Linked DNA regions of Homo sapiens: region 1 is linked to region 2. The links are chromatin loops, found by intact Hi-C in ENCODE. Cell type or tissue: Calu3. All regions are shown on one strand. Links, peaks and the distances in the headings refer to the core of each region. The heading gives the core; the rest is flanking DNA.

Evidence for each region. Hi-C counts contacts between places; a loop is a spot of excess contacts. Peaks named below come from ENCODE experiments on the same cell type or tissue, not always from the same donor. Only the 100,000 strongest peaks of a DNase experiment are listed, where the experiment ranks them.
Region 1: a loop joins it to region 2, with 4 times the contacts of the local background. A loop is called at or near these places in 1 of 110 quality-filtered maps.

The regions. Positions count from the first base shown.
Region 1 is chr7:156,145,911-156,156,075 of GRCh38, forward strand. It overlaps LOC105375602 (a long non-coding RNA gene), which reads left to right and starts at 1,459. Exons shown (of 3, transcript XR_928249.4): 1 at 1,459-1,577; 2 at 7,646-7,792. LOC105375603 (a long non-coding RNA gene) reads right to left here and starts at 79. Exons shown (of 3, transcript XR_928250.2): 1 at 1-79. In Calu3, for the core only: no CTCF peak of the experiment used is centred there; DNase peaks (open chromatin) are centred at 1,381 and 5,361.
Region 2 is chr7:155,839,836-155,850,000 of GRCh38, forward strand. No RefSeq gene overlaps it. Among named protein-coding and RNA genes, the nearest start is that of SHH, 32 kb to the left of the region's middle. RefSeq lists an enhancer at 406-1,605 and silencers at 5,943-6,090, 8,051-8,251. In Calu3, for the core only: no CTCF peak of the experiment used is centred there; a DNase peak (open chromatin) is centred at 4,506.

The DNA of each region.
Region 1 (10,165 bases), core at 810-8,809, 310 kb after region 2:
GGACTCGCCTGCCTCCAGAACTGTGAGACATACGTGTTTTCGGTTTAAGCCACCCAGTTTGGGGTACTTTGTTACAGCAGCGCAAGCAGATTAGGATGCCCCGTGGAACAACCCAGGTTCCGTGGATGTCATAGTTAGGGAGTTCTATGGGTAGAAGGAGTAGAGAAGAGATTGCTGTGGCTGGGAGGGCCGGGGAAGGCCTCTAGGAAGAACAGGAAACCAAGATGGCCCCTGAAGGGTGACTGGGATTTCGATAAGTTGGAGAGGAGCAGCAAGGAAAGTTGGGATCAGGACCCACATGAACTCGGCATAAACACCAGCTCACATGGGCTGCGGTGTGGGGGAGCCAGCTGAAGGACATGGCAACAGGTTCTCTCCTATGGGACGACCTTGGAAATGAGAAGGGGAAGGCATATGAAAGGAAGAGTCAGAGGTGGTGGATTCTTCTTATTAATTGTTCCAAAGAGGGGTTGAGACCGTGAAGAGCAGCACATGGGGCTCCGGGAGGGCTGGGAGCCGGGAGAAATAGAAAGCTGTGCTGCAGCTTGCTCTGGCAGGTGGGAAGGATGCCAGGAATGGGTGACAGTCAGCTGAGATGCTCTCAAGGGAGCTGTGCCTGCCTCTGGTCATCCCAGTCCCTCCCGGTCAGCACCTTTGCCATTCTGCTTAAATTCTGCTTTTAAGAATAGCAAAATTCTTAAAAGAAAAAAAAACCAACTAGAGGTGAAATCAAGCTGCACTGCGAATCTGACTGTTAAGAATTTCAAAGACCCAGAGAAAATGTTACTGTGTGCCTTTCTAGTGGTCACAGGCTGACCACCCTCCGTGAATATGGGATTCTTCCTTGGCCTTAAAGAAGTGGAGAAGGGCATCTTTTTCATACACCTCAGGGGAAAAATCACCAAACCCTCAAACAAAACAAATCTTCCTCATTTCTATTATCTTGAAACATTAGCTTATTACTTTCTGGCATTCACACAAGTCACTGAAAACTATTGCAGAAGACTGAAACTGTTTAAAGCCACTTTCAATAAAAGTTCACTTAGCAAAACTTAAATATGACAGACAATTCCTCATGGCCCATTCCAAGCACATAGACGCTGTCCAGTGACAGGGGCCAGGGTATTAAGTGGGATTAAGGGTCTTAATTACACTAAAGATGTAAAAACGATTCATGGTTGGACATTAAATAGGAGGATTGGAGTGACATGGCACTCTCTCCATCCCACGGGAAGAATTCACTGGGGAGATCGAGAAACTTACTGGAATCTCTGGGCTTCTGAACTGGGGTGTCAGGTTAGTTAGTGCCATGACTCTCAAATCCTGAAGGCGCTTTTCACCAGGCACAGTGAGGCAGAGGCCACCCCAGCTTACCGCAGGAGTCACCACAGCCAAAGCCTGATTAGTGGGAATGCGATTTATCAGAAGTCCAAAGTCCAAACTACATTTTTCCCAGCTCTGAAATGACTAAGAGGCTGGTGCTACAAAATATTGTATCTAAAGAATACGATGCAGCCACTCTTTCCAGCTCAGCCTTCCCTTCTGTATGTCAGGGCACAAGTCCCTCCTGGTCTTGGGTAAGTCACAAAGCTTCTCAGAGCCTCATGTAAAATTAGCCACTCCCTAACATTTTATAAGGAGAGTTGAAATCATAGATGGTGACCCAAGGAACTTTAAGAGCCTTCATTGCAGAAATTAAGTATATGGAATTGCCATTTTTGTGGTCAAAGATGGTCAAATATGAGTGCTCCACAATGGTTCAACCTAAGGTATTTGATTTTAGTCACTAGACTCCTCTAAAAAGAAAAAAAAAGTGAGAATGCAGGTAATTTGCAAAGATTTTTACCCAAAATTGAATAAGCTCTCAGTCTCCATCAGCCCCCACTGCCATTTCCAGTTGGTCTGCGGCTTCCTGCAGAGTAGCTGCATTTATGGCCTTTCAGTTACTGAGGAAAGACCTGCCACATCAGACTTGGAAGGCCAGCCAGAGGTCACAGCCAAACACGGGGCTCCAGCCAGCCGTGTAGGTCACAGGGAGTTAGGGGTCTGCCCATGAAGCCCTCAGCTTGATGGAGCCCTGCAAATATGATACCGGAGTGTGTGGAAGGAGGTACACGTAGGAGGGGCCAAAGAAAGTCAGATTGCCGTGTGCTCATGCTTCCTGCCTTCTCCTCTATGGAGGTGGCCAAGGACACTGTGAGGGGGGCCCTGCACCTGCCATACCACCGTGGGCCTGGGCTGTGGACACTATGAGGGGGACCCTGCCCCTGCCGTATCACCATGGGCCTGGGCTGTGGACACTATGAGGGGGACCCTGCCCCTGCCGTATCACCGTGGGCCTGGGCTGTGGACACTATGAGGGGGGCCCTGCACCTGCCGTATCACCGTGGGCCTGGGCTGTGGACACTATAAGGGGGGCCCTGCACCTTCCGTATCACCTTGGGCCTGGGTCGTGGACACTGTGAGGGGTTCCCTGCATCTGCTGAGTCACCGTGGAGAACTGGAAAACCCACCTGTATTTTGGGCCACTTGTCTGCCTGCTTGCTTTGCTTGAGCTTGTATTTTAAAAGCTTTATTTCTGTAGCTGAAAACTTTCCTAGTGAAAATCCGAATCCCCAGGAAGATGACATTATAGAACTCTTAACAGTATCACACTTTTTATGGAAAGGATTTGGAAGGGATTAGAACTTAATGTTCTTGAGAGGGAAAAGGCACAGGCCTGGGATTTGCAGTGAATAAAAAGATAAGTTACCCGAATGAGTTCCCGAGAAAACTGCCCACACGTGGAGGCCTTCCTGCCGTGCTGCTGGTTTGCATTGTGCACCACGGGCTGGAGACGGCTCTTCTCTCCTGGGGTGAACACACCTGCCCTCCTCCCTCTCCAGCCAGGACCAGTGAGTGCCCTGCCTGGCTGTGTCTCCATCATAGGCAAGGTGCACCCCTCACGCAGAGTCTGTTCACCTTGGTCATTTCGTTGTGTGCCTGCTGGTCTTATTGCAGGACAGCCTTGTGTGCTGTGTGGGGTGTGTGCAAAGCTCTATGAGGTTGGCTTTGCACAGAAGTTTCACCCTCCTGGCTGCACATGTGGGGCCTCTTAGGGGCTCATGGCCTCCCTGTGCCCCCTTCACTGGGCTCCTCACGCTCGGCATCCTGAGGCAGAGCTTCCAGACCATCAGGACGGACACCAAGGGCCCTCGAGCGCGCACACACAATACCAGTTTATGGAGGTTTCAAAACCTAGGAAATGTTTCCATGCTGAGTATCTAATTCCTTCCACGAGTTCAACAGGTGAGGAACTGAAGCCTGGCCCATTGGAGGGAGTGGCAGGATGTGGACTCCAGGTCTGGTTCATCGATAGTCTCAGCTCTTCTTTTCACCGAGTGAAGCCCATTAACCAGGACCAAGGGCAGACCAACCAACACAGAGACAACAAACCATTGAAGGCACAGGAAGGATTGTTCCAGCTCCAAGGACTTCTCTCTCCAGAGCTCATCTTCCTGCTTTCACGGGCCTTCCCCACGCCTGTGTTGTTCATATCCACTGTTCTTGCCAGAACCCCGTGGTTCTGAATTCTCCTGATTCGTGCTTCCTCCAGGGCTCACCAATGGGCCAATATTTTCTCTTGAGGGCCACCTGGAGACATGCTGTGAGCATCGCAAAATCTCCTTCCCAGAGCCACGTCTCTCCCTTCTGATTTCATCTTAGATTTTTCATTGCTCCCATAATCTAGGGTTCTTGACTTTGGTTTCACAGTAACAAACACCCAGGAGGCTTTTGAAAAATGCTTAGACCTAGGACATCCCATGCCTGCAGATACTGACACATTTGATCCAGTTGAGGCCTTGGCCTCTGTGTTTTTTTTAAATTCCAGATAATTCTAACATGCATATGAGAACGAGAGACAGTTAATGTCATTGCAGGTTCTCAGTTTATTCCACTTACATCTTTAAATGACAGCTGGGTGATGTCGTCCAGAATTTATCACATCCAAATTAAAGGAAGGAAGCCTCAGGCACGGACTGCAGTAGTCCTTGCTGCCATTTACTGAGCATCTAATACACGCCACACAGCATGCTGCGTGGTTTACAGAGAATCTTATTTAAACCCTATGAAGCCCTGCAAGTTACTATTGCTTTATTCCCCCAACAGGTGAGGAAAGTGAGGCTCTCCGTGCTTAAGCGCTTCCTCTAATCACACTGCTTGTGTTTGGCAGGGCCAAGGCTCCTGCTGTTTGAATGGATCAAAAGACTGTGGTTTCCAGCATACGTCTGTGCCTCACAATCACACTGCACTTTCCGTCTGTTTAAATGAATGTGCCTTTAAGTCAGATACTCCCAGAGGCGCCTTTCAAGGGGCCCATCAGAATCCTAGGGAGGCTTTTCCAAACTGTACATGCTCAAGCTGCTCCTTGCCCCATCCTTGACGCCCCCTCCTTGACGGTGAACCCCCTTCCAAATTACTGTCATGGCTGCGGGGGCGAGAGGAGGTGTTGTTCGATGGGGCCAGCATTTCGGATTTGCAGGATGAAAAGGTTCTGGAGACCCATTACACAGCAATGTGAATATGCTTCACGCGACTGAACTGTACTTTATTTATTTATTTATTATTTTTTTTAGACCGAGTCTCGCTCTGTCACCCAGGCTGGAATGCAGTGGCGTGATCTCAGCTCACTGCAACCTCTGCCTCCTGGGTTCAAGCGATTCTCCTGCCTCAGCCTCCATGAGTAGCTGGGACTACAGGCGCCCGCCACCACACCTGGCTAATTTTTATATTTTTAGTAGAGACAGGGTTTCCTCATGTTGGCCAAGCTGGTCTTGAATTCCTAACCTCAGGTGATCCACCTGCCTCGGCCTCCCAAAGGACTGGAATTATAGGTGTGAGCCACCACTCCCATCCTCGAAATGTACATTTAAAAATGGTTATGATGGTAAAATTTATATGTGTTTTTTACCCCAGTAAAGAAAAACAAACAACAACAACAAAAACCAATCTTTAAAAAATTGCTTATATGAGCCACTACATCTTTTGGGGATGTGTCTTAGCATCAGAAGTATTAGGTCAGATGAAAGGTTGAACATAGGGTCCCTAAAAACTCTGCATGAGAAATTGGATATAATTGACCTTTCTGTCTGGAATAAATAAATTCTCAATGCACCTGCAGGAGATCATATTTTGTTATTAGGATAAAGTTAACAAAAAACTTCAGTGTTTACTGTCCCTGCCCGACGCTCATGGAAATCTTGGGAAAGTGGAAGAGCTACCCCCAAATCACCTGTCACTCTCTGCCTCCTCCTCCTGCTTGGAGTGCTCGCCATGGTGACTTAATGACTTAGCTGCAGGTGACTGACGTGCTCTACCCCCTGCCGTGTTTCCTGTATGTGCACCGCCTCCTCCTTCAAGATTTTAAGTTGTCCGAAAGAAAATGCTTCTCAGTGATCTCTGTTCTGCATTGCACATGTCCCTGGTACACACCCATGGGGTGATGGACGTAGGGACTGATATGACACTGCATTTGACCTGGATTTTGGATGGGACAGCAGAGGACTCAGACTTCTAAATCCTAAACCATTCTAGCTCTTCTTTCTCTTTCTCTCTCTCCCTTTCTCTCTGGCTCTATAAAGCAGTGGTTGTTGGCTGATTCATGGACACATTTCAGCTTGTAAAACTTAGAGTGCTTGTTCATTTTTCTCAAAAGGAGATGTTCTGTCACATCCTCCATTGTTATAAATCATGAGAAGAGCACTCGTCTTCACTGAAGAGAAGGAGAGAAGGCGAAATGGTCCAATTCTTACTGATGCTTTATTAGAAAGCCATGGTCTTCCTGACTCACGTAGTAGCCTCTAGCTGGAGAGACCAGTCTGGGCAGTATTTATTTCATTGTGAGGCAAATTAATTTTGTTATAGATTAAAGGAATTTTTGTCATTTTTAATGTCTTACTACTAGTACTTTATAAAAAGTATTTGTGATGATGTGGACATGCGTTTTACAACAAGAACAGCTTCAGTGGTATTTAATGGATAACTTATTACCAAGAAAAAATTCTTCGGGCCTGCCTTACCTTGTAATTCGTGGCATTATCTTTGAGTGTTTTTGCTGCATAGAAGGAGGCGTGAGAAGTAGTGGGGAAGACAATGATAATCATACATACTTTGCCTGTTGATCCAGAATCCCTAAGAGCCACTATGAGAAGAAGGGAGTTGTCACTTGTCCACGAGGGAGAAACAGAACCTGGCTTTCAGAAGTGTTTCTAAAGCATGACTCCAGGGAAAACAAATTGATAGTGACTTCCACAAAGTCTTAGAAAACTCATTTCTGCCCTTTGGATACAATGCAGTAAGTTCAGGTCAGCTCAGATCTGCAATAAGAAATGTTATTACCACATTGATAAGATGCCTCAAATTTCAGAAATAAAAATGACAATAAAAATTCACATCCATTGACCTAAATTGAAAAATGATCATCAGCTCTTTCCAGTTTCTGATGGACTTGCTCCAGGGAATCAAGGCTGAGTACAGGAAGCTGTCTCTGTGGTCCTCCACAGACCTCCGGAGTGTTTCCACGTCTTCCCTGCTTAGGAGCTTCGACTCTAAGTCAACAAGTTGAGAGGCCAATGCCCATAAAAATCAGGACTCACATATTTCAGTAAATCCGGTAGGTTTTTCTGCTCACATATTTCAGTAAATCCGGTAGGTTTTCCTGCTCACATATTTCAGTAAATCCGGGAGGTTTTCCAGCCAGGCTTTCTAACAGGAAGAAACACAGATCTTCTGAAAGCACTTTCTCCTTCCATCCTCCCATAAATGTGATTCTGAAACCCCTTCCACTCAGGGTTGCCAGGTAGAGAGAGCCAAGTTAAATTTGAATTTTAGATCAACAATGAATTTTTTTTTAGTCTAAGTATCTCCCATGCAATATTTGGGACATACTTATACTTAAAAGTATTTGTTGTTGATCTGAATTTCAAATCTAACTGGGTGTTCTTTATTTTTATTGGCAAGATCTGGCAACTCTGTCAGAGCAGACTTCAATCAATTCTTGGGACTAGCTAACTCCATCCAAACCTGGTGGCCATTAGATAGCAACTAATATGTTTTAGCTGTGTTCCCACCCAAATCTCATCTTGAATTCCCACGTGTTGTGGGAGGGACCCGGTGGGAGGTAATTGAATCATGGGGGCAGGTCTTTCCTGTGCTGTTCTCTTGATAGTGAATAAGTCCCATGAGATGTGATGGTTTTATAAAGAAGAGTTCCCCTGCACAAGCTCTCTCTCTTTGCCTGCTGCCATCCATATAAGATGTGGCTTGCTCCTCCTTGCCTTCCACCATGATTGTGAGGCCTCCCCAGCCACATAGAACTGTAAGTTCAATTAAACCTCTTTCTTTTGTCAATTGCCCCATCTCGGGTATGTCTTTATCAGCAGCATGAAAACAGGCTCATACAGCAACTGAACCATGCCGCTCTGCCCTGGGAGCCATGAACGGCATGACATAGAAACAAGGCTCCACTCTCCACTCTCTTTCTGGAACTTGAAAGAGCACATTCATTTTCCACTCACTGAAAGCTAGGAGTTTTGCACTTTGCCTTCATTTCTTTCAGCTAATTCTTATTCTAATTCTAAGAAGTTGATATTTTATTCCCATTTAGGACTAACAGGGAATAGGTGGAAGGACCAACCTCTGAACCTGTCTGTCGGCTTCCCACTCTTCCCTTCCGCTTCTCCCTCCAGAGAAGCCTGCCATAAAACTGGGGAGAAGACACATGGATAAACCAAGAGCAATGGAGAGATGCAATGTGAGTGAGTGCTGGCTTCAGGGCAGCCAGGCCTGTAGGAGGGACCAGGTTCATTCCCGGGCTGCCCATATGCCAGGAGGCTGCATGCCCCTGGCACCTTCTCGTCCCATCCCCAGGGCCCAGCTGTGAGCACCACACAAATGGCAGAACCCCCCGTCCCCCCCGCAGCAGTCTAGAAAAACATCAGAGTAGGCTAACAGAATACAACTTTGGGTAAAACAAGACAGCAAAAGATAGGATCCGATGACCTCAACGGGAGAGACCCTAGGGAGTCAGCTGAGAAACAGTGACCCCAGTTGTGCAGGAATTTCTAGAATTTTGTTCCTGAACGGCTGGACCCCATACATCCCCATGCACCACACCAGGGTGTTGTCTGTGGGTGCCAGGTTCCGAGGGGACATCACAGGTGTGGACACAATGCGGGTGTAGACATAGAACAAGTGGGGACGTCACAGGTGTGGACGTGGTGCGGGTGTAGACGTAGAACAAGTGGGGACGTCACAGGTGTGGACGTGGTGCGGGTGTAGACGTAGAACAAGTGGGGACGTCACAGGTGTGGACGTGGTGCGGGTGTAGACGTAGAACAAGTGGGGACGTCACAGGTGTGGACGTGGTGCGGGTGTAGACGTAGAACAAGTGGGGACGTCACAGGTGTGGACGTGGTGCGGGTGTAGACGTAGAACAAGTGGGGACGTCACAGGTGTGGACGTGGTGCGGGTGTAGACGTAGAACAAGTGGGGACGTCACAGGTGTGGACGTGGTGCGGGTGTAGACGTAGAACAAGTGGGGACGTCACAGGTGTGGACGTGGTGCGGGTGTAGACGTAGAACAAGTGGGGACGTCACAGGTGTGGACGTGGTGCGGGTGTAGACGTAGAACAAGTGGGGACGTCACAGGTGTGGACGTGGTGCGGGTGTAGACGTAGAACAAGTGGGGACGTCACAGGTGTGGACGTGGTGCGGGTGTAGACGTAGAACAAGTGGGGACGTCACAGGTGTGGACGTGGTGCGGGTGTAGACGTAGAACAAGTGGGGACGTCACAGGTGTGGACGTGGTGCGGGTGTAGACGTAGAACAAGTGGGGACGTCACAGGTGTGGACGTGGTGCGGGTGTAGACGTAGAACAAGTGGGGACGTCACAGGTGTGGACGTGGTGCGGGTGTAGACGTAGAACAAGTGGGGACGTCACAGGTGTGGACGTGGTGCGGGTGTAGACGTAGAACAAGTGGGGACGTCACAGGTGTGGACGTGGTGCGGGTGTAGACGTAGAACAAGTGGGGACGTCACAGGTGTGGACGTGGTGCGGGTGTAGACGTAGAACAAGTGGGGACGTCACAGGTGTGGACGTGGTGCGGGTGTAGACGTAGAACAAGTGGGGACGTCACAGGTGTGGACACAATGCGGGTGTAGACGTAGAACAAGTGGGGACGTCACAGGTGTGGACGTGGTGCGGGTGTAGACGTAGAACAAGTGGGGACGTCACAGGTGTGGACACAATGCGGGTGTAGACGTAGAACAAGTGGGGACGTCACAGGTGTGGACGTGGTGCGGGTGTAGACGTAGAACAAGTGGGGACGTCACAGGTGTGGACGTGGTGCGGGTGTAGACGTAGAACAAGTGGGGACGTCACAGGTGTGGACGTGGTGCGGGTGTAGACGTAGAACAAGTGGGGACGTCACAGGTGTGGACGTGGTGCGGGTGTAGACGTAGAACAAGTGGGGACGTCACAGGTGTGGACGTGGTGCGGGTGTAGACGTAGAACAAGTGGGGACGTCACAGGTGTGGACGTGGTGCGGGTGTAGACGTAGAACAAGTGGGGACGTCACAGGTGTGGACGTGGTGCGGGTGTAGACGTAGAACAAGTGGGGACGTCACAGGTGTGGACGTGGTGCGGGTGTAGACGTAGAACAAGTGGGGACGTCACAGGTGTGGACGTGGTGCGGGTGTAGACGTAGAAAAAAAAAAAAAAAAAAAAAAAAAAAAAAAAAAAAAAAAAGTGGTGCGGGTGTAGACATAGAACAAGTGGGGACGTCACAGGTGTGGACGTGGTGCGGGTGTAGACGTAGAACAAGTGGGGACGTCACAGGTGTGGACGTGGTGCGGGTGTAGACGTAGAACAAGTGGGGACGTCACAGGTGTGGACGTGGTGCGGGTGTAGACGTAGAACAAGTGGGGACGTCACAGGTGTGGACACAATGCGGGTGTAGACATAGAACAAGTGGGGACGTCACAGGTGTGGACGTGGTGCGGGTGTAGACGTAGAACAAGTGGGGATGTCACAGGTGTGGACACGGTGCAGGTGTAGGCGTAGGACAAGTGAGAACCTCACAGGTGTGGGTATAGACATAGTCCAGGTGTGGACACAGTGCAGATG
Region 2 (10,165 bases), core at 832-8,831:
TTTAATGCTCATATACTAAGCTCTGCTCTCAGCTAAGAGGACCTTTGCCGTGTAGAGGCTTTGGTGAGGAGAATCAGAGGTCGGATGGTAGAAACGACCAAGGAGTCTTGAGAAGATGTTCCTTCCAGAAGTTAGCAACCACCACCGGTTCCCTGTCCTGGAAGCTTCCTGCAGCTGTTTCCCTTCTTGTCATAGAAAACTGGAAGAGTTTATTGGAATTTGTGAGCAGTTTTCTGCTTAGAGTTCACAGACTCTCAAAGTGTATTTTGAATGCATGTGCATTTCTGCCGGATTCAGCTAGGTCCTATTTTAAACAGATCTGAGACATAATCAAAACAAAACGTATCTATTTGAAGGTATATTTGCTTTCAAAAGGGATGGGCTAGTAATAGTAGACTCCCCAGTGCATTTACTAGTGAGTCTGTTAGCTCTCCGAGGCTTCAAAACAAAGTGTGAGATGTGCCAGCGAGCAGGCACACACACACACACACACACACACACCTAGCAAGGAAAGAACACCGATTTTTCTTTATCCAATACACTTGACCACACACATCCCCATGAGCGCTTTTTCCTTCAAAGTCCTCACCTCAGGAAGCCGAGCTCTTCTGTAGTTTGACCGTGCTGGACAGCTCATTGTAGTCACTGCATTTGGCTTCTGATATCTCTGGTCGCTTCAGAAGATGAAATTCATCCTTAAAGGACAACTCTCGGTCTCTTCTGAGGATATCTGAAAAGCGTACTTCAGATTCTGAACCCAGGTGTTGACGGCTGCATGACTGGAACGGGAGCCTGTGTGGAAGGACAAACCTCTTCAGAAGGAGTGGCCCTACCTGTGTAGAGAAAGTCCAAGTCTGTGCTGTTGTCAGAACTGAGTGTGTTTGTTCCACGCGGGCACCTGTCCCCATCGATACGAAGGCTGGAGCCTCAGAGATGGAACGTAACTCACACGGTCACTTAGCTGGCTCAGTCGTCTCCAGGTACCTCGGCGCCTTCTGGACTGCCCTTGCGTTGGATTTTTCTGCCTTTTTTGACAAGTGACCCTTGAAAAATTATCTCACTTTTAGGTTTTCTTATGTCATCTCTGGCAAGCTGGCTTCTGGGTTACATGGCATTGGAGTGCTGCCTGCTTGGCCTGGTTTCATCGAAGACCAGTTCTTGGCTTTGTGGACTAAGCCCTATTCCTCCCTGAAAGGTGAGTGATGTCCCGTTCTTTCCTTCCTTGCCTGCCCCAAAGGGAAGACGATGCAATCCCGTGGGCACATGTGTCTCAGGATGAAGGTCCACGTGCTGACCAATATGTGCAGACAATAGACCACGCCTGTGTTGACACTTTTATTCCTCACCCACGGTGTGCGTGTGTTTCTGTACACCCTGGGTGCTGTTGCCCATCTTCAGTAGTGACCAATTTGTCACTAAACAGCATTCTGTTTGGTTTGCATGAACTGGCAGTTAAACTGTCCTGGTTTTTACAGTTTTGTCTCTTAAGGCCGACTGCCAATGTTTTGCTACCCCTTTGGTTCAGTGACAGCCCCCAGGGCTGTAGCGGCTGAGAAACAGGAGGGTGGAGGTTATATCCCTGGGACGTTAGCTTGGCAGGTGCTCACCCTCTGGTGTGTCTTCACCTGTACTTTCCTCAGCCTCTTCAGTTGTTTTTTTTTTTTTTCTTGAGACAGTCTCCCTCTGTCACCCAGGCTGGAGTGCAGTGGCATGATCTCAGCTCACCGTAACCTCCACCTTCTGGATTCAAGCAATTCTTCTGTCTCAGCCTCCCAAGTAGCTGAGACTACAGGTGCATGCCATCATGCCTGGCTAAATTTTGTATTTTTAGTAGAGACAGGGTTTTGCCATCTTGGCCAGGCTGGTCTCAAACTCCTGACCTCAGGTGATCCTCCTGCCTCGGCCCCCCAAAGTGCTGGGATTACAAGCGTGAGCCACTGTGCCCAGCAGCCCCTTCAATTTTTGAGGAAAATCATTAATTTTTATTCTTGGAAGAACTTCACCTTGGAAGTGGAAAAGTGAATTCCTATCATAGCCCACAGATCCTACCTGTGTCCTCAGTACCATGCTCTGTCCTGGGTGTGAGGATGTGGGCCAGAAATAAGTTGCCAGCATCGTTTCCACCTCGTTTGATATTAAATCATCTGCAGTAAGATGGGAGAAGCTGCGGTGGGCAGACATTTCCTTTCTCCCTCATCCTCCTGTGTTACAGATATCTTGGAATGACGTCCTTCCTCTCCCCGATGACATGTCAGGGTAGCAGGAAACCAGCACCTTTCCCCTTAGAGCTATTTCCTTCTTCCCCAACCACAGGTGTTTACCAAGTGTCTACATTATGGTGGTGATGGAGGTGGAGGATACATAAAAAACAAATAGTAGGGCCGGGAGCGGTGGCTCACCCCTATAATCCTAGCACTTTGGGAGGCTGAGGTGGGCAGATCACGAGGTCAGGAATTTGAGACCAGCCTGACCAACATTGTGAAATCCGTCTCTATTAAAAATATAAAAATTAGCCGGGTGTGGTGGCGTGTGCCTGTAATCCCAGCTACTCAGGAGGCTGAGGCTGGATAATTGCTTGAACCCGGGAGGCGGAGGTTGCAGTGAGCTGAGATCGCACCACTGCACTCCAGCCTGGGTGACAGAGTGAGACCCTGTCTCAAAAAGAAAAAAAAAAAGTCATTTCTTTGTTTTGGCCCACACAGAGCTTAGCTCCTCCTTCAGGAGTAAAGACTGCGTGCACCAAACGCTGATTTGTGTAACATCAACAACAAGCGCGAGGGCTTTCGGGGCCCAGGGCAGGAGGAGTGACGTCCTGCGGGGGCTAGGACAGGAACTTCATGGAAGGGTGGTCAGCACTGAGATGGGGGCAGGCCAGGGCAAAGGAGATGCCAGAAGCAGGGAGTGAAGAGGGAGTTCAGGGCCTCAGGTGAGGGCTCCTTTCCGTGCAGAACGGGCCAAAGAAACACATCCCAGACTCACTGACCAGGGAGGACCGAGGACACCAGGCCAGGACCCTCTGTCCCTCATGGAGCCATTGCCTACAAATGTATCCAGGAGACAACAGTGACACACATGAGATGTCCTTCAAGTGAAACTGTTCGAGATTCCCCAGAGGAAATCTTCACGGAGACCCCAAGAAGCGGCTGGGCCCAGCTTACCTTCATCCACGTCTCAGGTCTGGGAGCTGCAGACATAGCAGGTCAGGGCAGAGTAGGGGCTGACCTTGGTGTCCTCAGCGTTCAGGGGCGCGTCTGTGAGTTGTTTTGTTTTGTTTTGTTTTGGCATAGGCTCTGTTTTACACTTACGGACGGTAAGCCCATGAGACACCCCTGTTCTCAAGGGCGGGGACCAGGCCTGCCCCCTGGCAAGGTCCTCATGCTTAGAACTCAGCCGCTTAGCACAGGTTGAGTCTCCCTTATCCAAATGCTTGGGGCTGCAGTGATTTGGATTTCCGACTGTTTTGGATTTTGGCATATTTGCATAAGGGATATCTTGGGGATGGCACCCAAGTCGAAACCCAAAATTCATTTATGTTTCATATGCGCTGTCTATACGCAGCCTGAAGGTAACAGGTAACGTGTCTCCCCTCAGGGACGCTGCAGCAAGTGTGTGTTGTGCGCCTGAGTTTCGAGCTGTGCGTGGAATTTTCTGCTCGTGGCCTTGTGACGGTGCTCGGAAAATTTCCGATTCTTGAGTATCTCAGATTTCAGATTTTCAGGTTAGGGAAGTTTCACTTCTCAGCAACTGTCTGTGGACCCGAGGCCTGTGGTGTGGGGGCATGGAGAGGCTGGCACCTGCAGGGCCTGGTGTCCGCGGGGCCTGGTGTCTGCGGGGCCTGCTGGCCTAGGCCAGGGCTGTGGGGTTCCTGGGGGGGACATGAGTAGGATGAACTCAACTGATGTGCTCCATCAGCACCTGCTGGACATTTTCCCAAGAAAAGAGACCGGGAAGGGATGAGAGAAAGCATCCAGAATGGGGCAAGCGTCCCCTGGGGTCAGAGTGTGGACGAGCAGTGTCGGCCAACCCACACTGCACCCAGGCCAGCTGGCAAGGGGTCAGGTCCACAGAAGGACATGGGGGACGGGCTGCCCCTGCGTGTGGTCAGTGCTTATTCCTCAACTCAGAAAGCCTGGGGGACGTGAGCCCGGCACTCATGTGGTGGGCTTAGCCCTGCTGAGTGGTGCTGGCCACCTTATGGGGACTCTCAGGTGACTTCTGGGGTGCTGGGTGGGGAACTCCATGAAGAGTGGCTGGCCCTGACTTCTGGCAGGCCAGGCCCTGTGTAGCTGGGGTCCTGGGCAGGCCATCGCCCCCTCACCCCACAGGCCTTGCCCTCCTTACCCTGAGACCTGATCCCTGGCCGGCATGAGGACTGCACCCCCGCCGCCTGCCTGTGGATGAAAAATGTCTCTGATGTCCAGCTAGGGGCCTCCCTCGAGCTGGCGGCATCCTCAGGCCACTTCCTTAAGAGCTCTGGACGGCCCCAGGAGCCCAGCAATGATTAACCACAGCGTTCCTGGGTGTTCCCTCCGGGTCCCCCTCCCCCGCTCTTGAACTGGAGCCGGAAGGGCGTTGGGAGGCGGCATGGCTTGGAAGAACATGAGCGGGGCCCAATTCCAGTTTCTCCACTTTCTGACTCTGAGAATCTCTGGAGGAAGTTACTAAACCAAAGCTGCCCTAACATGGGTCTGTGTCGAAGACCCAGGGACCTGACAGTGGCAGAGACTCAGAACATGCACCAAGAGTTCGGGCAAACCTCCAGACGTGCTTCCATGGAAGATCCCGGGCAGCTGGGACTTCAGCGCCCCCGAGCTCCACGAGGGCATGGAACCTGCTTGGGCCTTTTCCTATCTCTCCGTAGGCACTGGGGATGTTTCCCCGCTGAGGTCGCCATTCTGCTCTTCCTAGCGGCCCGTCCTCCCCATGCCCCAGCCCGAGCACATCACTCCCCGTCCCCTCCTTGCCCCTCTCCGCCCATGGCCTGGGACAGCTCCTTGGGTAATGCAAGTCTCCTGAACCCTGGACAGAATGGTCAGGTTACCTTTGGGGCTCTCCGGGCAAGAACTCTCTCTCCCTGGAATTGGAGGCCTGTCTTCCTGGTGGGGCCCTGCCTGTCCCCAAGGCAGCATCTGGAGCCCATGTCTCAGAGGAAGCCCCTCCTGTGTAAGGCAGATGCACACCTGCACTTAAGCCAGGTGAGGGTCCTGGGTCCAGACACCTGCTTCCCTTCCTCACCTCCCGATTTCTATCTGTGGTCACAGAGAGAGAGAGGGGTCCAGGTTTTCCAGTTTTTGGGTTTTCCCCGCTAGAAACCTGGAAGTGAATGCAGGCTGTCCACAATTCACAGGTCTGGGAAGAGAAAGGCCATTCCACGTGGCTTTGCATGGGTTAGTTGTCTTCACCACATCCCTATTTGGTCGTTACTAGTAGATTTCTTCTGTGAGCGGGAATCTGGGGCTCAGGGGTCCTCCCACTTGCCCAGGTGCCTCACCGTGAGCTCCCGGGGGTAGACCCGGACTTCCTGCTCAGCAGGACCAGCTCTTTCACAGGAGGATGATGGCGCCCGACGGGTCCTGCAGCATCTCTTATCGGGTCTGGCAGCCCGGTCCCCTGGGGATGAAGGCTCCTGACTCTCACCTAGGGGCACAGCTCCCCGGCACCCCTGATTTTCCTGCTTTTCAGAACAGTCGCCCTCACATGCAGTGCGGGGCTCGTTGGACATTCTCTATTCTTTTCCCTGATAGCCTCTGTTTGTCCAGGGACTGCAGCCCTGTCCCTCAATACATAAAATGTCCAACAAAATTAATAACTTTCCTTCTATAACTACAACCAGATATGCTCTCACACCTGAACTTCAACATAATTTTACCTATACTCAATCTTTACCACCTGCATGTGAACCATAAACCAAAACACTGGATTCAAGTAGTCTCCTAAAACCCATCTAAAAGACCACTCCCGGACTCCCCGACTGGAGGCCTCAGGCTGTAGTTCTCAATAAGACTTCTAATAAAACTAACTTTAAATCTTTGGCCAGGTGCAGTGGCTCCTGCCTGTAATCTCAGCACTTTGGGAGGCCAAGGCGGGCGGTGAAACTCCATCTCTACTAAAAATATAAAAAATTAGCCGGGCATGGCAGCGTGCACCTATAGTCCCAGCTACTCGAGAGGCTGAGGCAGGAGGATGGCGTGAACCCAGAAGGCGGAGCTTGCAGTGAGCCGAGATTGCACCTCTGCACTCCAGCCTGGGCGACAGAGTGAGACTCTGTAAGAAACAAAACAAAACAAAACAAAACAAAAAAAACTAACTTTAAATCTTTAAAAGCTTATGTTTTTTTCTTTAATCAACAAAGGTAATATGTAGTTTTAGAAAAAATAGAGCCAGGTAAAGACCTGGGTATGCTTGGGGTAGTGAGATGATGCAAGCTGCATGAGGCATCTGGATGGGACCTTTGAGAAGACGCCGACTGAGCAGAAGGGGAAGCCGGGGTGTGTGTAGTGAGCCTGGCAGAATTCTGGGGGAGCATTCTGGGAGGAGGGGTGGTTCATGCAAAGGCCTGTGGCAGCGTGGGCTTGGTAGGGGTGTGCTGAGGGAGAAGAGGTTGGAGAAGTGCTGGGGCAAATCTGTAGGACCCTGGAGTCCACTCTGGGACTTCTGCTCTGACGCTGAGAGAAGTGGGGTCCTTGGAGGGTTTTGGCAGAAGAATGATCTGACTTATGCTTTAACAGGATCAGTTTGGAGCTGTGTTGAGAACAGATTCCAGGAGCTTGGATGAAAGCAGAGAGACCAGTAAAGCATGGAAAGATGTCTTGGACCTGGGTGGACTAGGTGGATGGGTTGGAGAATATCAGAGTGTCTGGTCGTGGAGACGTTGTGAAATGCAGACGTTGTGAGGTGGAGACATTGTGAGGTGAGAGACCCTGTGAAGTGGGAGACGTCTCCAGATGGGAGATGTTGTGAGGTGGAGACCTTGTGAGGTGGAGATGTGAAGTGGAGATGTTGTGAGGTGGAGAGGTTGTGAGGTGGAGACGTTTTGAGGTGGATACATTGTGAGGTGGAGAGGTTGTGAGGTGGGAGATGTTGTGAGGTGGAGACGTTGTGAGGTGGGAGATGTTGTGAGGTGGAGACGTTGTGAGGTGGAGAGGTTGTGAGTTGGAGAGGTCGTGAGGTGGAGAGGTCGTGAGGTGGAGACGTTGTGAGGTGGCAGACGTTGTGAGATGGGAGATGTCGTGAGGTGGAGAGGTCGTGAGGTGGAGAGGTCGTGAGGTGGAGAGGTCGTGAGGTGGAGACGTTGTGAGTTGGAGATGTTGTGAGGTGGAGAGGTTGTGAGGTAGGAGACCGGGCGGTTCCTCTTCACAAGACCACAAGGCTGGCTGTTGGCTCTCAGGGCACCATCTGCCGACACAGGGGCTGACGCATCTTTACTTGGGAAGAAGGACACACTGTGGGGGGTGATGTGGGGGGCTCAGAGGGGAAGGAAACACTGTCTCGAATGTCAAGGAGTTGATTATAATGTAGCAGAGCAATCAGAGATTCGCTGAGGAGACTGTGAGACGGAGCCCAGGTCCCGGGGAGAGCCGTGACTGCAGGGCCGAGGGCGAGGGTGGGGGTCCAGACCACGTGGGTCTTTGTGGGTTGGGAAAGGGTGCTCACCTTTAAACAGCTTTATTGAGATATAATTCACAATACTATACAATTCCCCCATTTAATGTGTACAATTCAATGGTTTTTGTTACATCGTTTTATTAACTTACGAAACATTTAGCAAAATATGGATAACAAAATTTGCCCTTTAAGACCATTTTTAAGTGTACAACTCCGTGGCATTAATTGCATTCACAACGTTGTGAAACCCACTATTTACTTCCAAACCTTTTTCATCACCGCAAACAGCAGCTCTGTACCTATTAGGGAAGACCTCCCCACACCTTCCTCCCCGCAGCCGTGAGAACCTCGAGCCCGCCTTCTCTGTCTCTGGATTTTAGATATTTCATCTGAGTGTAATCACGCAGCGTTTGTTCTTTGGTGAGTGGCTTCCTTCACGGAGCATAAGGTCCTCAAGACTCACCCGTGTTGTGGGTGTTGTGGCGGGATGTCAGAATTTCCTTCCTTTTGAAGGCAGAATGACATTCCTCTGTGTGTGGCCGCATTCTTCGCCCATGGGTCCCTGGATGGACACCTGGGTTGTTTCCCCGCCTTGGCTGCTGAGGATGCTGCTGCTCTGAGCACTGGGAAGGCTTTAAAGCCACGGAAACGGAAAAACGGAGTGTGTTCAGGGAAGCGCGGACAGATCGCCCGCTGGTGAGGCTCTGCGTTCAGGAACAGAGGGTGTTTCTCAGGTAGGAGGCAGGTGTGTGGGACACGCTTCTGCAGTCCTGCAGGGAGTCTCTGCAAGGGCCTGTGGGAAGAAGGCCCTGGCAGGAGGCCCTGAGGCCTCAGGGAAGAACAGGAGGTGCCTGGAGCTTTCCTGCTGCCTGCACAGGCACAAGTCCCTCCCTCAATGTTGGGAGAGCAGGGGACCTGCACCTCCCTCCTTCCCTGCCCGCTCTCCAGCCTCCTGTCTCCTATTCTCTGGTGCCCCCAGGCCTGGGGCTCTTAGTGTGTCCCTCCCCTCCCCTCGCCTCCCCTCCCCTCCCCTCCCCTTGCCTCCCCTCCCCTCCCCTCCCCTCCCCTCCCCTCCCCTCCCCTTCCCTTCCCTTCCCTTCTCTTTTTGAGAGTCTTGCTCTGTTGCCCAGGCTGGAGTTCAGTGGTGTGATCTCGGCTTACTGCAACCTCCGCCTCCTGGGTTCAAGTGATTCTCCTGTCTCAGCCTCCCGAATAGCTGGGATTACAGGCACCCGCCGCCATGCCCGGCTTATTTTTGTGTTTTTAGAAGAGATGGGGTTTTGCCATGTTGGGCAGGCTGGTCTCAAACTCCTGACCTCAGGTTATCTGCCTGCCTTGGCCTCCCAAGGTGCTGGGATTACAGGCATGAGCCACTGCACCCAGCCTGGGTCTCCACTTTCATTGACCCACCCCTCTTCTACTTGGCTCAGAAGACCAGGGTTGCCCCAGGAATTCCTGCCACATCCCTCAGTGTCCCCTCCCCGTCTTCTCTTCCTCTGCCCATGTGACAGGTCTCGCGTGTCCACCACGGTCCTGGGGTCCTGGCTCTCCCACCGTCACTCCGAGTCCAGGGCTCTCTGCTGTCTGTCAGAAGGATTTATGGTTGTAGGGGTGAAGGGACAGGGTGTGACACGGATGTAGCTAAAGGGGAGGAGATATGTTGCAAGTCCCACAGCTGTTCCCAGGGGCTGGGAGGGCATATGCTTCCTTTAACAGGTGCGTAGTTCACTCTTAATGCCCACTGTGCCTCGTCAATCCGATAAAAAAAAAGGCAGTTATCCTCCTAAAGACACTCTTGGAAGTGTGGGGCTGTCCCACTGGCCTCCCTCCTACTCTGAGATGGGATTTTCCGGGTGGCTTCCTCCGCAGGAGTGATTCTGCTCGTGCGGTTTTGCACATTCAGAAAAGTCTGTGTCTGTAACAGGCTCCACTCCTCTGGCCCCAGAATCTTAACTCCAGCTGTCGCCTGGGGCCTGCCAGTGGACCATAAAGAACACCTGTGGGGTTACTGCTCTCAAGACTTAAAGACAAGCAGGGAGGAGATGGTGGCTCTCACACACTGTGACAGGGAGCCACCTGCCGCTTACCGAAAGCCAACCTGAGCACCGTGTCCACACACCCAGCTCCAGGGATTGGGTGTAGCAACAGTGCTTGCTTTCCATCATCCCTCAAGAGGGAGTTGGTGCTGTCTGTTTCCTCATCTGCCTTTTGTCTAATCTGTTGGGCACCTTGGTGTCTCCACAGCTCCCGTCTGAGGTCACTCTGGGGTGGATCCAGTAGCAGTGATGCCCTGGGGATGGTGGTGCACAGAGTGACTTAGCCCTGGGGTGCACATAACCCTGTGGCAGCTTGGCCCCAGGGGCAGGGGGCAAGGAAACCTAGGACCAGGGGGCGGGGTGGAGGTAACTTGGAACTGGGGGTGGGGGGTGGAGGTAACTTAGGCTCAGGGGTGGGACGTGGATGTAACTTGGGCCCAGGGGTGGGAGGTGGAGGTAACTTGGACCCATTGGTAGGAGGTGGAGGTAACTTGGACCCAAGAGTTGGGGGTAGAGGTAACTTG